2 separate regions of the Homo sapiens genome follow, and region 2 is linked to region 1. A link is a loop called in an ENCODE intact Hi-C map of the cell type or tissue named here. Cell type or tissue: MCF 10A. All regions are shown on one strand. Links, peaks and the distances in the headings refer to the core of each region. The heading gives the core; the rest is flanking DNA. Region 1 overlaps KCNN4 (potassium calcium-activated channel subfamily N member 4). Region 2 has its middle 7.0 kb from the start of BCL3.

What was found. A loop is a pair of places that touch in the nucleus more often than their neighbours do. Peaks named below come from ENCODE experiments on the same cell type or tissue, not always from the same donor. Only the 100,000 strongest peaks of a DNase experiment are listed, where the experiment ranks them.
Region 2: it touches region 1 in a loop (10-fold over the local background); 2 of 110 quality-filtered maps call a loop at or near these places.

Annotation. Positions count from the first base shown.
Region 1 is chr19:43,763,280-43,768,651 of GRCh38, forward strand. KCNN4 (potassium calcium-activated channel subfamily N member 4) reads right to left here. Exons shown (of 9, transcript NM_002250.3): 8 at 4,261-4,428; 9 at 3,254-3,810. The coding sequence ends at 4,264. Among named protein-coding and RNA genes, the nearest start is that of SMG9, 11 kb to the left of the region's middle. RefSeq lists silencers at 1,188-1,413, 2,977-3,140 and enhancers at 1,761-1,820, 1,841-2,070, 2,501-2,590. In MCF 10A, for the core only: a CTCF peak has its summit at 3,356 (motif pointing right); DNase peaks (open chromatin) are centred at 2,092 and 3,382.
Region 2 is chr19:44,739,030-44,744,401 of GRCh38, forward strand. No RefSeq gene overlaps it. Among named protein-coding and RNA genes, the nearest start is that of BCL3, 7.0 kb to the right of the region's middle. In MCF 10A, for the core only: no CTCF peak of the experiment used is centred there; DNase peaks (open chromatin) are centred at 2,402, 3,022 and 3,612.

The DNA of each region.
Region 1 (5,372 bases), core at 247-5,246:
AAATTTGTGTACTTTATTGTATGTTAAAATATATGTCAGTTAAAGAAAAAAAGGGGGCAGGCATGGTGGCACACAGCTGTAGTCCCAGCTGCTTGGGAGGCTGAGGCAGGAGGATCACTTGAGTGCAGGAATTCGAGGCTGCAGTGAGCTACGATTGTACCACTGTACTCCAGCCTGGGTGACAGAGCAAGACTCTGTCTCTAAAAAAAAAAGAGCTGGACTCAGAGCTAGACTTTGACAGGAGGGCAGTGGGAGGAATGGGAAGTGTGTGGGTGTTAGAAAGGTCCTCAAGGGCAGTTGGGGGATTTATGAAGGGGAAAGGCCCGTGACTGGCTGTATGACCCTGGGAAGCCCCTGCCCTCTCTGGACCGCCTTTCCCCCACCCAGTCCTCATGAGAGTGCAGGCAGAACAGAAATAGGAGAAGGAAGGAGCCAAAATCACCATGAGACTCAGCTCCTGGAGGACAGAGCCCTCTGATTCATGTCTGCAGCCCAGCTCCTGGCTCAGGGCCTTCAGGAAGTGTTGATTTGGTGAGGGGGGTGCAAAACCTGCCAGAAGTGGGGGCATCCAGGCTTGAGCCCCACAGTGGAGAATGAGGGCAGGCGGGCCAGGGCAGATCCAAGATAATTCAGAACACAGGATCTCTTGTATGTTCTCCTAGGTTCTTAGTCAAAAGCCCCTTTTCACTGGTTCTGACCTTGCCTCAGCTGAAATCAACATGGGATGGCTCAGCTGAAACCAACATGGGGTGGCTTCAGGCCATCCCAGGCATTCAGAGGGTTCGTTTAATGACATTCACTGAGGCCCTGTCTATGTCAGGCCCTTGGTGTTGAAGACGCAATCATGAACAAAAATGAAAATACAATGTGATGGTCTCCTGAGTGTCTGAATGCGCCAGGTGGCTAAGTGCTGGGGCTCTGGGGTCAGGCTGCCTGGGTCACATCCTGGCTCCAAACTGCTTTGCTATGGCTTCGGGCAGTTACCTCATCTGTAAAATGGGACCAACATTGCCTACCTTGCCTCCTTTTGTGAGGTCACTTATTAAAAGGGCTTAGCGTGGTGCTTGACCCATTATTATTATTATTATTATTATTATTATTATTATTATTATTATTATTATTACTACTACTACTACTACTTGAGACAGGGTCTCACTTTGTCACCCAGGCTGGAGTGCAGTGGCACGACCACAGCTCACTGCAGCCTCGACTTCCCAGCCTCTTCAAGTGTTCCTCCCACCTTACCCTCCCAAGTAGCTGGGACCACAGGTGTGTGCCCCCACACCTGGCTAATTTGTTGTCGTTGTCGTTGTTGTTGTTGTTTGAGATGGAGTCTTGCTCTGTCACCCAGGCTGGAGTGCAGTGGCACGATCTCGGCTCACGGCAAACTCCGCCTCCTGGGTTCAAGTGATCTCCTGCCTCAGACTCCCGAGTAGCTGGGATTACAGGCACACACCACCACGCCTGGCTAATTTTTGTATTTTCAGTATAGACAGGGTTTCACCATTTTGGCCAGGCTGGTCTCGAACTCCTGGCCTCAGGTGATCTGCCTGCCTCGGCCTCCCAAAGTGCTGGAATTACAGGCGTGAGCCACCATGCCTGGCCAGACCCAATATTATTATCGTGATAGGGATAGGTTTATGAGGCTATAGGAGTATCAGACAGGGCCTCCTGGAGGAGGGGACATATTAGCCGAGGCCTACAGGAGGCGTAGGAAGGAGTGTTTGCCAGCTAAAAGGGAGTGGAGGCAAGGAAAGAGAGGTCCCAGAAGAATGAGTTTGGCAGGGGCTTTGGCAACACTGCCAGGAGAGCTTCTTGCAGGGGAAGGGTGTCAGCAATATCTGGAGGTCTCATCCAGTTCCTTTCTTGAGTCCCCGCCTTTACTCCCCAGGTGGGCTGGCCTCCAGAGGAAGGGCAGTTCGTGGCAGTGGGTGGCGGAGGCTCCAATTTAGCTCTCAGGGATGAAGGGGCGAGGCTGGCTGTGGACTTTAAGGGAAATCCAAAGATAGCTCAACAGAAAAGGATGACTCGCAGCCTGATCTTCCCCTCAAGAGGAGGGAAGCAAGAATGAATCAGCCTCTCAAGCTGGAATGAAGTTGCGGCGGGAAGTCAGTCCTCGGTTTGTGGCCCAAGGCCACTCTGCCTCTGACTCACCTTGCAGTGGGGCGGGATGGGTGTGAATCTGGGCTCTCCAGCCCGTATTCCTAGCTTCCGGCTGGGGGCCTGAGGGGAGGCCTGGCTCCTCTTGAAACCTCGGTTTCTACATCTGTGCAGTGGGGTAACGAGGGTCAGGAGAGTGGTTATGGTGACTTATAAACAGAGCTGGGCACACAGTAGGGCCTCTGGAAGTGCCAGCCCCCCTCCTTTGCCCCCTTCCCTTTCACATCCTCTCTTGAGCGGATGTGAAACGGGTATGTGGGTGGTTTGGGGAGGTTTGGGGCCTCTGTTAGTCTCTTGATGAGTGAGTTGTCATCTAGATTCTGGTAAGGCATGAATAGAGGGAGAAAAGCAACAAAAAATCAGAAAAAGGGCAGCCACGCATTGTGTGTGAAAATCAAAAACAATAATAAAAATGATTCTTGGCCAGGGACAGTGGCTCACGCTTGTAATCCCAGCACTTTGGGAGGCTGAGGCGGGCAGATTGCTTGAGCCCAGGAGTTCAAGACCAGCATCTGCAACATAGTGAAACCCCATCTCTACTAAAAATACAAAAATTAGCCAGGCGTGGTGGCAGGTGCCTGTAATCCCAGCTACTTGGGGACTAAGGCAGGAGAATCGCTTGAACTCTGGAGGCGGAGGTTGCAGTGAGCCGAAATCGCGCCACTGTACTCCAGCCTGGGTGACAGAGCAAGACTCCATCTCAAAAAAAAAAAAAAAAGATTCTCTCTCACATATTTGGTTCCTACTAAATGCCTCTGGGCTACTCCATGTTTTAATCTTCACAGCAGTTCCATGGGGAGGCAGTCCCATTTCACAGGTGAGGTAAACTGTTCAGAGGTGAAGCCACTTACCCAAGATCACACCACCAGTGGATGGTAGAACCAGGATTTGGACCCTGATCTGTCTGAGTTCAAAGCTGTTGCTCTTTGCCTCAGATCTGGGCAGGGGACTGTTGCTGAGGACTGCCCAGCCTACAGAGTTGGGAGGGCACTTACAGGAGAAGGCCTCTGAGACAGGTTCAGACAAGGCAACAGTCTTCCACTGGACGGTCTGCCAGTTAGGAGTGTAGATATGTTTAGAGAGAAATGGCAACTTCTGGCTTTAACATTTATTACAAAGATAAGAGCAGAGGCTGGTGAGTTACACTTCTTCCTCCCCACCAGGTGCTCTCTGCAGCTCTGGAAAAATGGTGTCCTCTTTGTTGTCCCACCAGGGGGCGCCACCTCCAGCCCCGCCCCAGCCTCATACCCAGTTCTTCAGCTCGGCCAGCGGTAACTGAAGCCTCCCAGAATCCTGGATCCGGGCCCCTAGTACCCTCTTTCCCAGGGACCCAGGAGTCCTGCCTCCAGTCGCCTGCACTTGTAACTGAGAGCTGGAGGTCGTCCATAGCAGCATAGTGAGAGTGTTTTTGATGAGGGTATGCAGAGTGGGGGTGACCATGTTCCCACCTGGGGCCTCAGGTGGGCCAAGGCCTACCCACTTTAGCCAGCGTCCCCTCCAGCAGCCATCAGCAAGCCAACCCACTCCAAGCCAGGGCCCCCTTTGGTCCTTGCACTTGAGGTGCTTTGTTCAGGGCTGGGTCAGGAGTGGCAGAGACGATGTCCACCACCTCAGTACTGGGGAAAGTAGCCTGGTTCCTCCTCGTGGGTCCTGGAGAGACAGAGAGACTGATGGAGAGGCAGGCCAGGAAGAGGGAGAGTGAGAGTGGGACACACCGAGGTGCAGACAGAAACCGGTGGGCAGAAGTGGGAGACAGGGGGCAGGTGTTTCCGGGCCCCGAGGCCAGGGGGCAGGAGGGCATTTAGACAGAGACATTGGATGGACAGCCAGACAATGTGCCCAGGACAGGCAGAGAGAGAGAGAGAGACCAAGCAAAGAGGGAGAAGGCCATCAAGGGTCAGTGAAGGGGAGAGGGTACACCATCTTCCTTCACTGCCAGTCCAGCCCCGAACTGAGTCCTTTCCTCCAGACAGTGCCAGAGCTGATGAGAAAAGGCGGCCTTGTCTCCCAGCCATCCCCCGCCCCCTTAGCCACATAGGGTGCTGGCCACAGGAACCCTTCCTCCAGGATGCCTTCCTGCCCAAGTCCCAGCCCCCTCACCAGCTACTTGGACTGCTGGCTGGGTTCTGGAAGCTGCCTCGGCCCCAGGGCAGTGCTAAGCAGCTCAGTCAGGGCATCCAGCTTCCCCGCCAGCGTGTCAATCTGTTTCTCCAGGGCCCGGTGTGAGCTGCTCAGATTCTGCTGCAGGTCATACAGGATCATGTGCATCTGGGTGGGAGGAGAGGATCAGAGGTGTCGGGGCTGGGGTCGACCCCCACCTACTCCATAGCGTAAGGCAATGGAACCAATATTGACCACATCCTTATGGTCCTCTGAGGATTACCCTCGACAATAACTGTTACCATGTATTGACCACCTACCACTTCCCAGCTACCTGCCCAGGTGTTTCCCTATATGGTTTAAAATCCTCCCAAAAGCCACAGGGAGTGGGAATCCTGTTCCTGTCTTACAGCTGAGGAAACAGGCATGGAACAGTTAAATGACATGCCCAAAGCAGCTCCTGAAATAAGACCTAGAACATAGCAGGTGCTCATTAGATATTTCTAGCATGGATGATGCCTGACTTCCAAATCCACATAGTCTTTTACTGCATTCTCTGGCTAGGATTCACTAGTTGATCCCTGAGGGTTTGTGGATTTTCTATGGAAATTCTTGAATTCTGTGTTTTTGGCTTGATAACCTTCAGAAATTACCACCTGCCAATTCCTGCAGATCTGGGCCACTGCCTCGTCACTGAGACCTGCCATGCGGTTTTGGGGCCTGCATCTGTGACCGTGCTTACCATGGCATTGCTGCCAGGGGCCACTGTTTGAACTGTCGTGGGCTAACGAGAAAAAGCAAAGGCCACCAGATAAGCAGAAGATGCTGTGAGCCAGGCCAAGGGGGTGTTGTGACATCATTGTCCCTAAGCACTGGCGAAATCAAATGGTCTCAGCAGAAGAAGGGGGCGGGTAGCTGAGTCACGCCTTGGCCAGGCAAACTTGCATGGACGTCCCTGTTGCCCTGAGTACCCCTCCACAAGAGCAGCAGAGATTGAGTTTTACGGAAACAATGTCACCTGTGTCCTTGTCAGTGTTGTTCATTTTAATTGTATTGGTTTTGCCGTCTATGGGCTTGGTTTGTAAATTTGCTTTGGTTTTATTGTATGAGCT
Region 2 (5,372 bases), core at 197-5,196, 980 kb after region 1:
TCACCCCAGCCCCCATGACATCACCTGGTTATTGCATGTCCACAGCATCCCAGGCTCCGCGGGGACTTTCCATGCTTGACCTCGCCAGTGCCCTACCCTGAGAGGGAGGAGTCTGTCCCCACTTTACAAACAAAGCTTAGAGGGCATGGCACTCTTGCCAGAGACCACACAGCCAGAAACTGGCAGAGTGGGGAACAGACCAAGTGGGTCTGACTCCAGAGCCCCAGCTCCTTAGGAATGAGGATGAGGATGATGTACGTATACAGTCCTCATTTTCTGCCAGGCAATCCTGCCAAGGGCTATATTGCTGACTCACTAGCTCTTCTCGGCCATGGTGTTATTATTCTCATTGTCATTATTCTGTAACTCAGACAGGGAAACTGAGGCCCAAAGAGATAGATGAGTATGTAGCAGAGCCAATACTCAGTCAGGTTGTCTGACTCCAGTGCCATCATCACAGCTCAGCTCCCCCAGAAGACAGATGATTATACGGAATTGGGCATGCGAAAGATTTATGGACCAGCCTGGGAAACGTAGCAAAATCCCATTTCTGCAGAAATTTTCGAAATTAGCCAGGCATGGCTTGGTGCGGTGGCTCACGCCTGTAATCCCAGCACTTTGGGAGGCTGAGGCTGGCAGATCACCTGAGGTCAGGAGTTTGAGACCAGCCTGACCAACATCGAGAAACCCCGTCTCTACTAAAAATACAAAATTAGCCAGGCGTGGTGGCACATGCCTGTAATCCCAGCTACTCGGGAGGCTGAGGCAGGAGAATCGCTTGAACCCAGGAAGCAGAGGTTGCGGTGAGCTGAGATCCCGCCATTGCACTCCAGCCTGGGCAACAAGAGCGAAACTCCGTCTCAAAAAACAAAAAGAAAAAGAAATTAGCCAGGCATGATGACACACACTTATAGTCCCAGCTACTCAGGAGGCCGAGGTGGGAGGATCACGCCTGTGGTCCTAGCTACTCAGGAGGCTGAGGTGGGAGAATCGCTTGAGCCCAGGAGGCTAAGACTGCAATGAGCTATGATCGCACCACTGCACCTCAGCCTCAGCCTGGGCAACAGAGTGAGACCCTGTCTCTTACATACATATATATCTCTTAAATACACACACACACACACACACACACACACATATCTTAAATATATATATGTGTGTATATATATACATACGTGTGTGTGTATATATATACACACACATATACATATATATACACATATATACGTATATGTGTGTGTATATATATGTGTGTGTGTATATATATGTGTGTGTGTGTTGTGTGTGTGTGTATCTATCTATATATATATATATGCAGGGCACAGCACCTCAGAAAGGAAAGGAGGAAGCAAGAGGAGTGAGCAAGGGGGACTGTCAAGTTGTAATGCCCCCCCTACAGGAAGGCTCTTGCATTAGAGAAGTCCCACCCTGGTCAGAAATGGCTAGCACCTCTGAACCCCACCTGTCATTGGCTGGAGACTGCCCAGGAGACCATGCCCCAGCCGGTAAGCTGAAGCAGACCTCAAAGGAGTCAACTGCCAATGTCAGAGGCTGTCTGCTCTCTCTGCATGCCTGGCAGCAAGATCAAAAGTCCGTTTTTTTTGTTTGTTTTGTTTTGTTTTTTTAAATTTCTGAGACAGGGTCTCACTCTGTTACCCAGGGTGGAGTGCAGTGGCATGATCATAGCTCACTGCAGCCTCAGCCCCCCAGGCTCAGGCAATCCTCCCGCCTCAGCCTCCCAAGTAGCTGGGACCACAGGCTCACCACCACCATGCCAGGCTAATTTTTATATTTTTTTGTAGAGGCCAGGCATGGTGGCTTATGCCTGTAATACCAGCACTTTGGGGGGCTGAGGCAGGAGGATCACTTAAGGTCAGGAGTTTGAGACCAGCCTGGCCAACATGGCGAAACCCCATCTCTACTAAAAATACAAAAATTATCCAGGATTGGTGGCATATGCCTGTAGTCCCAGCCACTTGGGAGGCTGAGGCAGGAGAACCACTTGAACCCAGGAGGCAGGGGTTGCTGCACCACTGCACTCCAGCCTGGGTAACAAAGTGAAACTTTGTCTCAAAAAAAAAAAATTTGCTGGGCATGGTAGTATGTGCCTGTAGTCCCAGCTACTTGGGAGGCTGAGCCAGGAGAATCTCTTGAGTCTGGGAGGCGGAGGTTGCAGTGAGCCGAGATCACACCACTGCACTCCAGCCTGGGCAACAGAACAAGACTCTGTCTCAAAAAAAAAAAAAATGTACTTTTTTGTAGAGACGGGGTCTTGTTCTGTTGCCCAGGCTGGTCTCGAACTCCTGGGCCCAGGTGATTCTCCCATCCTGGCCTCCCAAAGCACTGGGATTAGAGGGATGTGCCGCCACACCCAGCCAACAGGTTTTTTCTTGAAGGGGGATGTGAGCTGCCTGTCTCTGTGGCTGCCACTCCCATACCTATATGAATAATAACAATCATTTTAAAATAATATCTTCCATTTACTGAGACTTTCCTCTGTGCCAGGCCTGTGCTGACGTGTGTGAATTCATTTGACTCTCACAACACCGCCGGAAGACATGCACTGTTTTTACCCTCATTTTATAGATGAGGAAACTGGGGCTCAGAGAGGGTAAATAAATCACCTGCCCAGGGTCACACAGCTGGTAAGTGACAGAACTGGGATTGGAACCCAAACAATTAGACAGGGCCCCATTCACAGATGAGGACACTAGCCCACTAGTACCTGATTGTCTACTGTCACCTCGCTGAGACCACTGTGACCTTCCTTCCTATGCCCCGCCTTCCCAGACCCCCATCCACCCACCCAGGGCAGATGCTGATCTCCACACTCCCCCCACCGAATCACCCCTCTCTGATCAAGGCAGCTGGCAGGGGCGGCGGAGAGGGTGGGGGGACGAGGGTGTCCAGTCTCCCTGGCCTGCCAAGAGAGGATGTCGCAATCCTCTGACTCAGCGTCGTGCGTGCAGACCCAGCAAGAGGCAGAAAGGGGAAGATTAAGTCTTGGCTTAGGCCCCAGATGGGCTGATTCTGCTCAATGCCAGGAGCTCCCAGAGCTGCCAAGGCTCCAGGGTGGGGAGGAACCAGGAGGTGCAGGCCATGCTCCAGGAAGCTGGCCCGCATTCACCCGTGGGGGTGGGGCAGAGCAGCCTCAGGGAGCGGAGCCGTGTGGACTTCCAGCCCAGGGCCCAGACTGGAGGCAGCCTGACCTTGGGCATGTCCCTTCCCATCCAGGCCCAGAGTCTCTGTATCCTTCTGTCTGCGGAATTCACTTGCTCTCCCTGAACCTCTCTGGAGGCTCTAGTGGTTGTTCCTCCTCAAGGGACTCTTAAGTCTAACTCTATTTTTTTTTCTTTTTTGTTTGAGACAGGGTCTTGCTCTGCCACCCAGGCTGGAGCGCAGTGGCACGATCTCAGCCCACTGCAACCTCGGCCTCCTGGGTTCAAGCGATTCTCCTGCCTCAGCCTCCCGTGTAGCTGGCATTACAGGCGCCCACCACCACGCCCGGCTAAGTTTTGTATTTTTAGTAGAGACGGGGTTTCGCCTTGTTGGCCAGGCTGGTCTTGAATTCCTGACCTCAGATGACCCTCCAGTCTCAGCCTCTCAAAGTGCTGGGATTACAGGCGTGAGTCACCATGCCCGGCCCCTTAAGTCTAACTCTATTCCCTCCTGCTGCAATGCCATCCTCTCTCCACGCACGGACCCTCCCCATACCAGGAGGCAGCAGAGAAGAGTTCCAGGGTGCGAATCTCCATGGGTGTCCTCGGACATATGACTTTCCCTCTCCATGCCTCAGTTTCCCCATCTAAACCATTTCTTCCCAGGGAGAAGGGGCCTAGAATCAAGCTGGAAGGGCACACCTGCAGTCTCCGAGACTCATGGCCACTTCTCCCAGGTCAGAAGCGTGCTGGGGTCACAGGGACCTGGCTTGAAATCTCAGCTCTCCCCAGTTCCTCACCGTGTGACCCGGGCAGTGAGTTCACTTCTCTGTGCCTGTTTCCTCCTCTATAAAATTGGGTTTTTAGCTGAATTTTCCTTACAAGGTGTTAAGAGGATTAAGTGGGCCAATTCTTAGTTGCAACTCAGCCCGGAGTGAATGTTTCTGTCTTGTCTCCTCTGTGAGTAGAAAAGGGTGAGAAGGAGGCCCTGGTCTGCTGGATAGGGTAAGGGTTAAGGCCAGCAGCGTGGAGACAGAAATGAACATTATTCATTCATTTATTCCACACACTTTTCTTATTTAATCTGCTCAGTAAGCCTGTGAAACAGGATCTGTTATCATCCTGTTATTATTATTATTACCATTATTTTGAGACAGAGTCTCACTCTGTCACCCAGGCTGGAGTTCAGTGGCATGATCATAGCTCACTGCAGCCTTACACCTAAAGCAATCCTCCCACCTTACCCTCCCAAGTAGCTAGGACTACAGGTGCCTCCTGAGCCCAGCTAATTTTTAAAAATTTTGTGTAAGCCTGGTGTGGTGGCTCACACCTGTAATCCCAGCACTTTGGGAGGCCGAGGCAGGCGGATCACAAAGCCAGGAGTTCGAGACCAGTCCAGCCAATATGGTGAAACCTCGTCTCTACTAAAAATACAAAAATTAGCTGGGCATGGTGGCACGGGCCTGTAGTCCCAGCTACTCAGGAAGCTAAGGCAGAAGAATCGCTTGAACCCAGGAGGTGGAGGTTGCAGTGAGCCGAGATTGCGCCATTGCACTCCAGCTGGGTCAACAAGACGGAAACTCTGTCTCAAAAAAAAAAAAATCTGTAGAGACAGGGTGTCCCCTTGTTGCCCAGACTGGTCTTGAACTCCTGGTTTCAAGGGATTCTTCCTTCTACCTTGGCCTCCCAAAGTGCTGGGACTACAGGAGCACACTCCATGCCCGGCCCCATTCGCCACTATTAAAGTCACAAGGGGCTGGGCATGGTGGTTTATACCTGTAATCTCAGCATTTTGGGAGGCCAAGGCAGGTGGATCACTTGAGGTCAGGAGGTTGAGAACAGCTTGGCCAACATGGTGAAACCCAGTCTCCACTAAACATACAAAAATTAGCCGGGCATGGTGGCGGACGCCTGTAATCCCAGCTACTTGGGAAGCTGAGGCAGGAGAATTGCTTGAACCAGGGATTGGAGATTGCAGTGAGCCGAGATCATGGCACTGCACTCCAGCCTGAGCGACAGAGCGAGACTCCATCTCAAAAAATAAAAATTAAAAAATAATAAAGTCACAAGGAAGGCACAGAGAGGGAAAGCCACCTGCCTAAGGTCACATAACTAGCACATGGACGAGCCAGGGCTCAAAACTATGTCTCTAAGCCCAGCATGTTGAATTCTATTTTCCCCAATGAAGCAGGTCCTGCTATTGAAAACACAGGA